Regions from separate parts of the Homo sapiens genome. Here region 2 is linked to region 1. Evidence: chromatin loops called from intact Hi-C (ENCODE). Cell type or tissue: left lung. All regions are shown on one strand.

Evidence for each region. Hi-C counts contacts between places; a loop is a spot of excess contacts. Peaks named below come from ENCODE experiments on the same cell type or tissue, not always from the same donor. Only the 100,000 strongest peaks of a DNase experiment are listed, where the experiment ranks them.
Region 2: it touches region 1 in a loop (3-fold over the local background); 31 of 110 quality-filtered maps call a loop at or near these places.

The regions. Positions count from the first base shown.
Region 1 is chr13:108,318,949-108,326,948 of GRCh38, reverse strand. No RefSeq gene overlaps it. Among named protein-coding and RNA genes, the nearest start is that of TNFSF13B, 53 kb to the right of the region's middle. RefSeq lists an enhancer at 1-330. In left lung, a CTCF peak has its summit at 4,566 (motif pointing left); a DNase peak (open chromatin) is centred at 372; H3K27ac peaks cover 2,474 bases.
Region 2 is chr13:108,503,623-108,511,622 of GRCh38, reverse strand. It overlaps a transcript of MYO16 not described here. Among named protein-coding and RNA genes, the nearest start is that of MYO16, 120 kb to the left of the region's middle. In left lung, CTCF peaks have their summits at 2,939 and 3,140 (motif pointing right); no DNase peak of the experiment used is centred here.

The DNA.
Region 1 (8,000 bases):
CCAATTCGCCAGCAAGCTGCCAATTAATGAATATTTCTGTAGTTAAAGGATCATCAGTTTCTGGCCTCAAATTTCTCCTAATTGGTGTGAATAATAATAGGAGGATAAAGACAGCAGGGTATGCTCTGCATTTCCAAAGAGGTGAGAAGAGAGGTGACGGACTTGAAGTGAGGGACTCAGTTCAAATTGCCTGGAAGTGGGGACCTTGTCCTCACCATCTTTGTATCCCCAACTCAAAAGCTTTACTGAACCCAGCTATTCTAAAATTAATTTGATGAGTGGCTAAGGAATTAGATTAACTGGTACTAAGCGTTAAGCTTCAGAGCACACTATGAAACTTGGCAGAGTGGTGAGGGCCCACCGCCGAGATCCAGTCAGGAGGCTCACCAAAGGGTGACACGCAGAGGCTGCCACTGCAGTGTCCTTGCTTTGTCTTCTTAGGTAAATAAGTCTTTGCTTCTCACCCTCCACCCCCTTGCTATAGCCCTATGTGGAAACTACTTCCTGTTTTAAACAACTCACAGCCACAGCAGAACAAAAACGATTCACAATCTCTGAGTGCCTAGAAGTGTTTCATATTGTATAATACGTGAAAATGAGAAATTTAAAAGCACTTTTAGAATTGGGAGATGTTTTCTTCATTGAATATGTTATATAATCATTATTTCATTTATTTAATTAATTTTTGAGAACAAATACAAGAATTTATGTTTGCTTAGCATTTGACAGTTTTAAAACACTATGCAGACATTGTTTTTGGATCTCTATGCAGTTCTGTAAGGAACAAAGATTGGAATTTCATTCAGATTTATGGATAAGAAAGCTCAGGGGGAAAAGAATAAGGGAAGAGCAGCCCAAGGCCACTTAGTGAGCTTTGCACCCAGAGCTTCAGCACAGACTCCTGGGCAAGACCAGGAAACTATTTAAGGAAAGCAAAGCTTATTTAGATGTCAATTTACATATTTGCTGTTTTTCTTCCTGTAAGAGAAATAATAGCTCTCAGGATGTAAATGTGCCACTTCAAGGCAAAATAGGGTAGCCATAAGTGATAAACTGTCTAATATATCAAATTCATGGTGATATGAAAGTGTCAACAATGATATTTGCTTACTGGAGTGTGTGTGTGTGTGTGTGTGTGTGTGTGTGTGTGTGTAAGTATGAATATTTTCCTCCCAGAACCACTGCTAGAAACACAAAAATATTTTGGTGGGAAAAAAAATGTAAGTAAATGTTGGCTGGTGAGACTCAGAGAGGGCAGGATACGGTGAAAAGCATATCCTGCAAAGCAAAAGACCAGTGATTGCCTTGATACCCTGGAGACTATGGAGGCAATGGGAAAAGAAGAGAGGTAAAGTGAGGAAAGAAGCCAGGGAGATGTGGGCCACAAGTCCGTAGAGGTGATTGTCATCTGGGAATGTCATGAACCCTCATGATCCTCTGAATTTTCAAAAAAAAAAAAAGAAAGAAATCACAAAATGCTTAAGAATGGTGGATTTGAAATATAACTTGATGAGTGAGATTAAGCCCTGCATCCAGGCTACAATAGGAGAAGGAAAGAGTGTTACGACAAGGAAAAATAGAAGCAAAAGGAAGCATGATGAGGTAGAGCGCTGGGATGTTAGGGACCATGGAATTAGATTCCGGAAAAGGTACGCAATTTCTGAAAGGCAGGGAGGCTCCAGATGGCATACAGATGGATGGATTGGTGGGCGGACAGATGGAAAGATGAGTTGATGAGAGGCAGACAGATCAATAGTTAAATGGTTATCACTATATTAGACTTAGATGCATTGGAAATTAATGTATACCTAAGAATAGTAAGAAGATTCTGAACATCATGAAAAGTTTCCGAATTTAAGCTAGGGAAGGCCTGAAAGAAGTCATTCAGTTTGATAGTTTGATATTAGAAGGTGTTGGTGATCTCAGCACATTTTGAGAAAGATTGGCTCCGTTGGTGAGGCACCCACGATGTCACCCATACACCTTTTCTTCTGTGGGTGTCCTTTGATTAAGCAAACTACGGAACACTATTTCTCTTTCCGTGGAACATATCTAGGCCAAAGTGATTAAAATGAGGATAGTTGCACACTAGATCTCACTCCTGAAGTTTCATTTTCCCTTCCACAAAAGAAAAGGCTAAAATTCTTTTCTATGTGAAAGTTACAGCAGATTTTAAAATGTGATTCTTTAAAAAACCATCTCATTAGTCACTGACAGTAAAAAATCACCTCCTGTTGGTCTCAATCAAACATTTTAAAGGCTATATCTGATTTTACAGTATTTAAAATCTGTTCTTAAACATTTACTATTGCTAGCCCATAGCTCTTCTTTTTTCTTGCATTTCTAAGTAAGCATTAGTGTCCAGAGTAACACAAATGAAAAACAGACCAATATCAGGGGCTCATGATCATAACTGGTCTCAGCTGAGTATGAGCGGCCTGTGATGCAAATGTAATGAGTGCTTAGGACAAGGGTGATGAAGCAGAAAGCTTAACAAACTGCACTCAGATTGCCTGGCTCTGCATTCTAGATACACTTCACACTAGTTTTTGAGACCTTGGGCAAGATATATAACTTCTCTATGGCACTATTTCCTCATCTGTAAAATACAGTTAATAACAGCATCTGCCCCATGAGTTGTTACAAAAATCAAATTAGATTTAAATAATAAAAAGTCATGGATGAGGAAAAAAGTCTGCAAAACTCATATCTGACAAAGAACTTGCCTCCAAAATATACAAAGAATTCTTAAAACTTAACACTAAGAAAACAACTCAATGAAAAAGTGGGTAAAAGATCTAAACTGGTATCTCACCAAAGAAGATATACAGATGGCAGAAAAGCATATGAAAGATGCTAACATCATATGTCACTAGAGAATTGCAAATTAAAACAACAATAAAACACTTCTCTTCACCTGTTAGAATGTCTTAAATCTGAAACAACAATATTAAAGGCCGGTGAACATGTGGAGCAATGGAAACTCTCATTCCTTGCTTGTGGGAATGCAAAATGATAACAGCTACTTTGGAAGGCAAGTTGGCAGTTTCTTGCAAAGCTAACTGTAGTCTGGCCATCTGATCCAGCAGTCGTGCTACACAGTATGAGGTTATTTGTCCAAATAAGTCAAAAACTTACATCCACACAAAATCCTACTTTTACAGCAGCTTTATTCATAATTGCTGAAAATTAGAAGCAACCAAGATGTCCTTCAACAGGTGAATGGATAAACAAATTGTGGATTATGCACACAATGGAATACTACTTGGCAATAAAAAGAAATGAGATATCGAACCATGAAAAGACATGGAGGAACATTAAGTGAAGATTGCTAAGTGAAAGAAGACAATCTGAAAAGGCTACATACAATTATTGCGACTGTATGACATCCTGAAAAAAGCAAAATGATGGAGGTGGTAACATATCAACGATTGCCATGGGTTTGAATGCGAGGAGAGAGGATGATGAGGTAGAGCTCAGGGGCTATCTAGGGCAGCGATAATATTCTGTATTACTGTAATGGTGGATGCAGAACTTCATGCACTTGTCAAATCTCACAGAACTGTACAACACAAAGTGATTCTTAATGCAAACTATGGACTTGAGTTAACACATCAACGTTTTTCAATAAGCATAAAAATGTTCATTAATTGTAGCAAATGTACCAAACTAATGCAAGATTTCATCAATGGGGAAACGGTGGGGTTAGGAAACAGGGAGTATGTGGAAACCCTGTGCTTTCTGCTCAATTTTTCTATAAACCACAAACTTCTCTAAAAAACTAAAGTTGACTAGTTTTAAGAAATTAATTTTTAAAAATTAAATTAGATAATAGATGAAATTGTGTTAGAGCAGTGACTGACACATAAATAGCCTAAAAACATAAACAGAAGGAGACAAGTATGTGCTATGTGTAGGTGTCAGGATACATCAATAAAAACAATAGTTAAAGGGCAGGTGTATCTCATTGTACATCAGTCAAGGATGTGCATATTTTGGGCTGAAGATAAAAAAGTGTTCATAATCTAGAAAAGGATTAGGAAGTCAAGACATTGAAGAACCAGAAAAAATTATGTCAGACGGAGGAAAAATCCCAGTAACCGTTTCCTGGGAAATCCAGGCTAATTTGAGGAGGAGCTGTTTAAAGTCAAAAATGGAAAGAAATTCTTATAAAGACTGAACCAATTTAGGGTAGACCTTGCCCTCTAACCTCCCTCTCTACAGCTGCTATCTGCCATCATCCCTTCTCTTTGCCCCCAAGGTCTGGAGATTGTAAGTGTGTCAAAGTCCTCAGGTACACAACTGATTTGGAACTGAACTGGAACCATGGGTTCCAACAAATAGGAAAAAGTAGAAGCTGCCATGTCGTAAACTTTCATTAGGCATGGCATATGGTTTTAAGAAACACTTAAAGTATCTGTTTGGTCTCTTAATATTCTTTCAGTTCATGGTTTTATAAATTTTGGTGTTTGTCTATCATCAATTTAATTGCGTTTAAGAATAACCCAGACTGTACACTTTAGTTGTTCAAGTGCTTCCCTCTAGTGGTGATACACATGTACATCACTGTAAAGGAAGGAATAGGCTACATTGTCTAACCTGAATATTTTGTGGGTTTGTTTCCAAATTAATGTGGCATGTACAGTTAAATAGTTTCATGACTAAAAAAAAAAATCTGAATTTCAAAGTAATCTCTTGGGAATTTGGCAAATACTATCTGGCCAGGTGATCATGTACCCTGACTTGATGAAATATGTAAGATATTATTTTCCAAAAGACATATAACCGCCTTCTAACCATAAGAAAAATATCAGATAAACCCAAACTGAGAGTCACTCTATAAAACACCCAATACTCCTTAAGGCTGTCAAGGTATGAAAAACAAGGAAAGACTAGAAACTGTCAGAGACCAGGGGATGTTAAGGAGACATGTCTGTTAATGCAATGAGGTACAGGTGACTAGACTCAGGACCAGAAAAAGAACATAAGTGGAAAGACTATTAAAATCCAAATAGAGTATGGCATTTAGTTAATAACAATGTATCATTGTTTCTTAGCTGTGACAAATATTTTGTGAGTAATGTATTAAAAATAGGAGAAACTGGGTGAGGAATTATAGGTACTATCAGCAAAATTTTGTAACTTTTTGTAAATCTAAATATATTCTAAGATTGAAAAGATATTAAAATTGACATGTTCTCTCAAAGAGCACATCAAAACTTTTCTCAACCTACTTTTCTTTTCTTTTCTTTCTTTCTCCCTCTCTCCCTCTCTCCTTCTCTCTTTCTCCCTTCCTTTCTTTCTTTTGCATATTCCTTTAAGTCCTCTCTTCCCAGGATTCTAATATCAAGTTCGTAATATTTTTAACTAAATTCTGTAACTTCTTGCACAACTTTGTAAACATATTAAAGTCATTTAATTTTACATTTAAAATAGGAAAATTTTACAGCATGTGTATTGTATCTCAAGAAAGTCTTAAAATCGGTACATTCTATCAATTGATTCTAATTTCATCTTCTCATGTTACTGCTCTTTAAATATTGAAACTATTCCCTTCCTTCTTTTTTCTCTTTTTTTGCATTCTTTATTTGAGAGGGGGATGTCCTTCCTTTTGAAGAGAAATTTTTAAGTCTTTACATTTCATTATTTGAACAGTTTCTGTAATTTCACTGTCAGGTCATTATCTCATAGACACGTCCCAGAGTCTGAAAACACTTCCACATTTGTGACCCATTCTGAATGCAATATATCAATTGATTCTAAAGTGAAAGTCTTATTTTCAGTTTCAAATGTTATTTCTAACATAAGAGAACAACATTTTCCCTTCTTAATAATACAGTGCTAGAAATTGACGGAGAAACATAATACAGTAGGTTGAGCATAACCTTTAGGCTCAAAGTCAAAACATTTACTTGCTATATTATTTCAGAAAAAGTAAGAGTCTTGATATGGTTTGGATCTGTGTCCTCACCAAATCTTGTGTCAAATTTGAACCTCTAATATTGGAAGTGGGGCATGGTAGGAGGTGACTGGATCAGGAGATGTTTCTCATAAATGTTTCAGCACCATCCCCTTGATGCTGTGCTCATGATAGTAAGTTTTCAGAAGAGATCTGGTTGTTTAAAAGTGTGTAGCACCACCGCCCCTTCCCAACACTTGCTTCTGCCATGGAAGATGCCTGCTCCTTATTTACCTTCTGCTTTGAATAAAAGTGCCCTGAGGCTCCCCCAGAAGCAGACGCCACCATGCTTCCTGTACAGCCTGCAGAACCATGAGCCAATTAAACCTCTTTTCTTTACAAATTACTCAGTATCATGTATTTCTTTTTTTTTTTTTAATGACAGAGTCTCGCTCTGTCACCCAGGCTGGCGTGCAGTGGTGCAATCTCAGCTCACTGCAAGCCCCGCTTTCCGGGTTCACACCATTCTCCTGCCTCAGCCTCCTGAGTAGCTGGGACTACAGGCCCCTGCCACCACGCCCAGCTAAGTTTTTGTATTTTTAGTAGAGATGGGGTTTCACTGTGTTAGCCAAGATGGTCTCCATCTCCTGACCTCGTGATCCACCCACCTTGGCCTCCCAAAGTGCTGGGATTACAGGCGTGAGCCACCGCGCCCGGCCTCATGTATTTCTCCATAGCAATGCAAGAATGGACTAATACAAGTTTAGGTCAAATTTACCTTTAAAAATTACTTAGAAAAAAAAAAAGCTGGATTCTAGGTTTTGAAATCATTTTTTTTTAATCAGGGTTTTATATACTACTCTCTACTATTGGTCATGTCTTCTATTCATCTACCTTAAATGATTATTTACCTTTTCAGATAAATAAATGCTACGGGAATTCGTTACCACCAGACCTGCCTTACAAGTGGTCCTTGCAGGAGTGCTAACCATGGAAATAAAGACTGATCAGAGCCATCATAAAAACACACTTAAGTACATCGACACTATAAAGTAACTACACAATCAATTCTACATACCAACCAGCTGACAACACAGTGACAGGATCAAATGCACACACATCAATATTCACTGTGAATGTAAACATGCTAAACACCTCATTTAAAAGGCACAGAGTGGCAATTGGATAAAGAAGCAAGACCTAACTGTATGCTGTCTTCAAGATGCCCATTCCACATGCAATGACACCCATAGGCTCAAAGTATGGGTTGGGGAAAGATCTATCAACCAAATGGAAAACAACAACAACAAAAAAGAGCAGGGGTTGCTATTCTTATTTCAAACCAAAAAGGCTTCAAACCAACAACTATCAGAAAGGACAAAGAGGGGCATCACATAATGATAAAGAGTTCAATTCAAGAAGAAGACTTAACTATCCTAAGTATGTATGCATCCAACACTGGAGCACCCAGATTCACAAAACAATTCATAGAGACCTATGAAGAAACTTAGATAACCACACAATAATAGTGGGAAACTTCAACAGCCCACTGATAATATTAGGTGGATGTTCAAGGCAGAAAATTAATAAAAATATTCAGGATCTAAACATTTGAGCAAATTGTCCTAGTAGACATCTACAGAGCACTACACCAAACAAAACAGAATATACATTCTTCTTATCTGCACATGGCACATACTCTAAAATTGACCTCATGCTCTACCATAAAGCAATCCTCAACAAATTAAAAACAAAAAATCAAATCATACCGGCCACACTTTCAAACCACAGTGCAACATAAATAGATACTTCTCAAAAGAAGACATACATGCGGCCAAAAGGCATATGAAAAAAAGTTGGACATCACTGATCAAGAAATACAAATCAAATCGACAATGGGATACCATCTCACACCAGTCAGAATGGCTAACATTAAAAAGTCAAGAAATAACAGATGCCCTTAAAAGAGACAGGAATTGCTCACTCGGGGAGCTCAGTTGTTGGAGACGTGAGTTTTGCCGAAGTTCCCGGCTGAATAAAGCCCTTCCTTCTTTAACTTGGTGTCTGAGGGGTTTTGTCTGAGGCTTGTCCTGCTGCAATA
Region 2 (8,000 bases), 180 kb before region 1:
GATTTAAACGTTAGACCTAAAACCATAAAAACCCTAGAAGAAAACCTAGGCATTACCATTCAGGACATAGGCGTGGGCAAGGACTTCATGTCCAAAACACCAAAAGCAATGGCAACAAAAGCCAAAATTGACAAATGGGATCTAATTAAACTAAAGAGCTTCTGCACAGCAAAAGAAACTACCATCAGAGTGAACAGGCAACCTACAACATGGGAGAAAATTTTCGCAACCTACTCATCTGACAAAGGGCTAATATCCAGAATCTACAATGAACTCAAACAAATTTACAAGAAAAAAACAAACAACCCCATCAAAAAGTGGGCGAAGGACATGAACAGACACTTCTCAAAAGAAGACATTTATGCAGCCAAAAAACACACGAAGAAAGCTCATCATCACTGGCCATCAGAGAAATGCAAATCAAAACCACTATGAGATATCATCTCACACCAGTTAGAATGGCAATCATTAAAAAGTCAGGAAACAACAGGTGCTGGAGAGGATGTGGAGAAATAGGAACACTTTTACACTGTTGGTGGGACTGTAAACTAGTTCAACCATTGTGGAAGTCAGTGTGGCGATTCCTCAGGAATCTAGAACTAGAAATACCATTTGACCCAGCCATCCCATTACTGGGTATATACCCAAATGACTATAAATCATGCTGCTATAAAGACACATGCACACGTATGTTTATTGCGGCATTATTCACAATAGCAAAGACTTGGAACCAACCCAAATGTCCAACAATGATAGACTGGATTAAGAAAATGTGGCACATATACACCATGGAATACTATGCAGCCATAAAAAATGATGAGTTCATGTCCTTTGTAGGGACATGGATGAAATTGGAAACCATCATTCTCAGTAAACTATCACAAGAACAAAAAACCAAACACCGCATATTCTCACTCATAGGTGGGAATTGAACAATGAGATCACATGGACACAGGAAGGGGAATATCACACTCTGGGGACTGTGGTGGGGTCGGGGGAGGGGGGAGGGATAGCATTGGGAGATATACCTAATGCTAGATGACACGTTAGTGGGTGCAGTGCACCAGCATGGCACATGTATACATATGTAACTAACCTGCACAATGTGCACATGTACCCTAAAACTTAAAGTACAATAAAAAAAAAAAAAAAAAAAAAAAACAGCTATCAATGTTAAATATAAAAAAAAAAAAAAAATTAACTATCTACCGGGCATGGTGGCTCACGCCTGTAATCCCAGCACTTTGGGACGCCAAGGAGGATGGATCACAAGGTCAGGAGATCGAGACCATCCTGCCTAACACGGTGAAACCCCATCTCTACTAAAAACACAAAAAAATTAGCCGGGCGTGATGGCGGGCACCTGTAGTCCCAGCTACTCGGGAGGCTGAGGCTGGAGAATGGCGTGAACCCGGGAGGCAGAGCTTGCAGTGAGCCGAGATAGCGCCATTGCACTCCAGCCTGGGCGACAGGGCGAGACTCTGTCTCGAAAAACAAAAAACGAAAACAAACAAACAAAAAATAAAAATTAACTATCATGACTATCCTTCTGCAATCCACAAGCATTCTAGGGCAGAACTAATATTGGGGATTATTTCAGGTGTTACTTGACCATGGCTTTAGCCCCTTGCTCTTCTCACTCAACGTACTCAACTTCTGCTGTATCTTGTAGCAAAGTTAGTAATAAAAGGGCTTCTGGGATGACAGCACCATGACTGTAGCAAAACAATGTTGGGGTTGGGCGGGGGAAGAAAAAGAGAGAGTCCATGATGCAAGAAAAGTCCTGGGCCACACTCAGTTGGGTCATATTCCTTTTTTTATTATTATTATACTTTAAGTTTTAGGGTACATGTGCATAATGTGCAGGTTTTTTACATATGTATACATGTGCCATATTGGTATGCTGCACCCATTAACTCGTCATTTAACATTAGGTATATCTTCTAATGCTATTCTTAAACTTGAAAAGTGACCAAAGGTAAAATAAAGTCATCAGAGCAAGCAAGATTATGCTGATCAACTGAAGCCAATCATAGCCCACTTTTAGAGCTTGAGTTGGACCAATCTCATTCAAACCATGTGGTTACTACATTATGAGGAAAGAGTGGAATTAATGCTAACTTGTATATTCTCATATGTACACATACATGTATACACAATCCGACAGTCAACCTTAGGGAAAGATGTACAGCAAAGTGTAAAGTGTAGCTTTCCATAGAGTAGTAGGATTATGAATTCTTTCATTTTTTTCTTTTGAATTATTTGTACTTTGTAATGTTTCTATTAACAACCAAAAACCCTTTCTCTAGTTTCTGTAGGAGAGAAATCGTCACTTAAAAATACTCTTCAGGTTGTGCAAGTATCATACTGTGCAAGTTGATATTTATCTGGGATTCCAATTCCGTTTCTGTTGGTCTTTCATTATTTGACCTTGATCAGTCCTCTACTTATATTACTCCCTGAAGGTTTCAGATCTCTCTACCTGTTCTTTTAACTATCTTTTACTAAAATTTATCTTTGATGGTCTAAGGCTAACACTGGTTTATTAAACATTTTACTTTAAAGCAACCTGGTTTAGCTCAGCGTTTCTCACCTTACTCAGTTTCTCCTGTCCACAAATAGGAATGACAGCTAATGAGAGCAATGGTGTCCTCTGGAAAATCCAGGAAAGTTTGCAGAACATCTGGTTAAAATTAAACTAAACTCCAGTCTATGGGATGGTAACAGGATAACTGAATAGTAAGTCCCATCCCTCACTCTCCCAAAAAGACACTGTCTAAAAAGCAACATATGAACCAAACACCTTTACGAGAACTTCAGAAACCAATGAAGAAGCTGCAGTACCCTCAGGGAATGCAACTTCAAGAATATCTGCACTGAAATGGATAAGAAAAGCCTTTACATTCTACCGTCCCTCCCTCTACCCCAAGCTGGCAGAGCTCAGCACAGCTGGGAGAAAACTCTCAACTCATAGCTTCTCTCTCAGGAGGGAAAGAGAAGGAGGAAAAAATGCATCCAATGTTAGGGCTTTCAGGAGATAGCAAGACACTGATTTCTCTTCAACCTGATTTAGAATACTGACAAAACTTGCATACTTTAGATCCCTGGGAGCCACTGAGAACAAAAGAGAACGGTTGGCTTGCTGAAGCAGCAACAAAGATAAACACCAGAGGGAGCAGGAGATTACAAACTCCAAGAAAAGAAACAAGCAAACCTCTCTGGAAAATTACACATACTAGCCAGAGAAAGTGCATCCCCAAAAAAGCTTTGAGAGGCCTCCAGAACCTCTAGCTGGGCTGACTAGTGAAAGTCTTCCTCAGTATAAAGCTAGTCCATAAAGACTAAGAAAGATAGCTTTTTTTTTTTTTTCAAATGCCCAAGTTTCAGCAAAAAACTACAAGGCATACAGAGAAAGAGGGAAACTTGGCCCAATCAAAAGAACAAAATAAATATCCAGAATTCAACCTGAAAGAAGTCGAGATCTATGAATTATGTAACAAATAATTTGAAATAGCTATCTTATAGCAGCTTAATGAGTTTAAATAAGACACAGATAGACAAATAAGAAAAAAATCCAGAAACCTATGTGTGAACAAAAAGAGAATATTAACAAAGAGATAGGAATTACACATTAAAAAAAAATTTCTGGACTTTAAGTATATAATAACTGAGCTGAAAAATTCACTATAAATGTTCAACAGACTTGGCCAAGCAAAAGAAAAAAAAATGCTGAATTTGAGGATAAGTCATTTGAAGTCATCTAATCAGAAGGTAGATAATAATATAAGTGATATTATTTTCTATAATACCAATCAGATAGAAATGAAGAAATCATAAGATACTTATGAGACATCACTGACTGGGCCAACATATGCATTATGAGAGACCCAGAAGAAAAGAAAAAGAGAAAGAGGCAGAGAACTTATCTGAATAAATAATGGCTGGAAACTTCTCTAATCTGAGGATGAAAATAGACATCCAAATTTAAGAAGTTAAACATACTACAACTCTGATAAATCCAAAATGACACAAAGACACATTATCATCAAACTGGCAAAAGTCAAAGACAGAAAGAATCTTGAAAGCAGAAAGAAAATGTGACTTGGTACATCAAAGGGAGCTCCCATAAGATTATCAGTGGTTTTCTCAGCAGAAATCTTACAGGCCAGAAGAGAGTGGAATGACATATTCAAAGTTTTTCTTTAAAAAAAACCTAGCAAGCAAGAATATTATATGTGGCAAAACTGCCCTTCAAAAATGAGGAAGAAATAAAAACTTTCTATAACAGAAAGCTAAAGGAGTTCATCACCACCAGACCGCCTTAAGAGAAACATTAAAGGGAGCCCCTTTAAGTTGAAATGCAAAGGTGTTAGATAGCAATACGAAAGCCTGTAAAAATATAAAGATCTCTGGCAAAGTTAAATACACAGATGCTCCTTGGTTTATGACAGTCCCATAAACCCATTGTAAGTTGAAAATATTTTAAGTCAAGGATACATGGCTAAGAACTGTGGCTCACTGCTGCTGCCCAACATGACAAGAGAAGAATGGTTAGGGTTAGGATTAGGTCATACACCATGACCAAGTGGGATTAATTCCTGTAATGTAAGGATGGTTCAACATACAAACATAAATCAGTGTAAAACATCACATTATCAGAATGACATATAAAAAATTACACGATCTCAATTGATAAAGAAAAAGCATTTGGCAAAATTCAACATATTTTCATGGTAAAAAAAATTCAACAAACTAGAAAGGAAATTACCTCAACATAATAAAGGTCATATATGAAAAGGCTTCAGCTAACATCATACTCCATGGAGAAAACAGTGAAAAACTGAATGTGTTTTCTTTGAGATCAGGAACAAGGCAAGATGCCCACTCTTGCCACTTCTATTCAACATAGTTCTAGAAGTCCTAACCAGAGAAACTAGACAAGAAAAAGAAACTAAAGACATTCAAATTGTGAAGGAAGAAGTAAACTTATCTCCGTTAACATGTAATTCTGTATGTAGAAAATTCTGGACTATGCACACACACACACACATACACACATACATGTGCAAACTGTTAGAACTAATAAATGAAATCACTAAAGTTGCAGGATCCAGAATTGACATGCAAAAAGAAGTTGCTTTTTATATATTAACAATGAAGAATCCAAAAATGAAATTTAAAAAATGATGCCACTTACAATAGCATCAAAAAAGAATAAAATGCTTAGGAATAAACTAAACCAGAGAGGTAAAAGACCTATACACTAAAATCTACAAAACATTGCTGAAAGAAATTTATGAAGACAGAAATAAATGGAAAGATATCCTGTATTCATGGATTGGAAGACTTAATATTGTTAAAATACAAGTAATATCCAAAGTAAGACACAAATTCAACATAATCCTATTAGAATTCCAAAGGCATTTTTTGGCAAAAATTGAAAAGAAATTCTGAAATTTATATGGGATCTCAAAGGACCCCAAAGATTCCAAACAATACTGAGAAAAAAAGAATAAAGCTGGAGGCCTTATACCTTCTGTTTTTAAAACATGTTAAAAGCTGCAGTAGTCAAGACAGTATGGCACTGGCATAAAAACAGACATAAAGACCAATGGAAGAGAATAGAGAGCCCAGAATAAATTCTTGTGTATAAAGTTAAATGATCCTCAACAAAAGTGCCAAGACTACACAATGGGGAAAGAATAGTATCTTCAACAAATGGTGTTGGAAAACTAGATATCCACTTGCAAGACAATGACATTTGATCTTTACCTTATGCAGCAAAAGAAACAACTCAAAATGGATTAAAGACAAAATGTAGGATCTGAAACCATATACATCTAGAAAAAAACATATGATGAAAACCTTGTGACTTTGATTTGGCAATGATTTCTTGATGACACCAAAAGCACAGGCAACAAAAGCAAAAATTGACAAATAGGACTACATCAAACCAAAAATCTGTGCAGCAAAGGAGATGATCAAAAGACTAAAAAAAGCATATAGAATGGGAGAAAGTATTTTCAAACCATATATCTGACAAAAATTTAATATCCAGTATATGTAAAGAGCTCTCACAACTCAGTAACAAAAAAATAAAATGACCTGATTAAAAAACGAACAAAGGATTTGCATAACCTTTCTCTAAAGAAGATATACAAACGAACAAAAAGTTTATGAAAAGATGCTTGACATCATTAATCATCAGGAAAATGCAAATTAAAACCACAATGACATATGACCTTACACTTGTTAGGATGGCCACTATCAAACAAACAAGCAAACAAAAAAACAGAAAATAACAAGTGCTGGTGAGGATATGGAGAAACTTGAACTCTTGTGCACTTTTAGTGGGGAGGTAAAATGGTGCAGCCACTATGGAAAACAGTTTAGGGGTTCCTCAAAACATTAAAAGTAGAATTACCATATGATCCAGGAATCCTACTTCTTTGGGTTTTAATCCAAAAGAATTGAAAACAGGATCTTGAAGAGATACTTGCACACCCATGTCCATCACAGGATTATTCACAAAAGCCAAGATGAAAGCAACTTAAATTTCTATCAACAAACAAGTGGATGAAGAAAATGTGGCCTACCCATAACAATGGAGTATTATTCAGCCTTAAAAGTAAAGGAAATCTAGTCATAGACTAGAACATAGATGAATCTTGAGAACATTATGCTAAATGAAAAAAATAGTTACAAAATATCAAATACTGCATTATTCCACTTACATGAAGTACCTAGAAGAGTCAACTCATAGAAACAGCAAATAGAATGTGGTTATTGGCAGGGCGTGGTGGCTCATGCCTGTAATCCCAGCACTTTGGGAGGCCGAGGTGGGTGGATCACAAGGTCAAGAGATCGAGACCATCCTGGCCAACATGGTGAAACCCCCGTCTCTACTAAAAATACAAAAATTAGCTGGGCATGGTGGTGTGTGCCGGTAGTCCCAGCTACTTGGGAGGCTGAGGCAGGAGAATTGCTTGAACCCAGGAGGCAGAGGTTGCAGTGAGCCAAGATCATGCCACTGCACTCCAGCCCTGGCAACAGAGAGAGACTCCATCTCAAAGTAAAAAAAGGAAAGAGAGAGAGAGAATGTGGTTACCAGGGGCTGAGTTATAAGGGAAATACAGAGTTGTTGTTCAATGGGTGTAGAGTTTCGGCTTTGCAAGATTAACACTCCTAGAGATCTGGGCTGGGCGTGGTGGCTCACGCCTATAATCCCAGCACTTTGGGAGGCTGAGGTGGGTGGATCACCTGAGGTCAGGGGTTCAAGACCAGCCTGGCCAACTTGGCAAAACCCCATCTCTAGTCTACTAAAAATACAAAAATTAGCTGGGCATGGTAGCATGTGCCTGTAGTCCCAGCTACTCGTGAGGCTGAGGCAGGAGAATCACTTAAACCCCGGAGGCGAAGGTTGCAGTGAGCTGAGATCGTGCCACTGCACTCCAGTCTGGGTGATAGAGCAAGGCTCCATCACAAAAAACAAAACAAAACAAAACAAAACAAAAATCTAGAGATCTGTAGCTCAACAATGCCCACATAGTTAACATTACTGTACTGTGCACTTAGAAATGATTAAAATGATACATTTTGTTGTGTTTTTTACCACAATTTAAAAAAACTGACACCAAGTAAAGGCAAAAAAAATAATAATAAAACCTATGATAAATTCTTAGAACACAGGAACCCTGGAAATTAATTAGTCCACATCCCTAATGTTATAGATAAGCAAACTCTCATATTAATTTTATCTGGCTTTTTTTAAATACTAGGTCATCAGGTTACTTTGCAATGATTTACTATTGTGATATATTCTAGCTCCTCATGTTTTAAAGGTTTAAAAAGTATTTGTGATGTGTGCATATATATTACATATATAATTTATTTTTGATGTAATCCTATGTAACACCTCATATCATTGAGGATGCTTCTTTATGCAGCTCATCTGACCTACCCCGTTTTCTGGCATTTCTATAATTCTCCATCATGTCCCA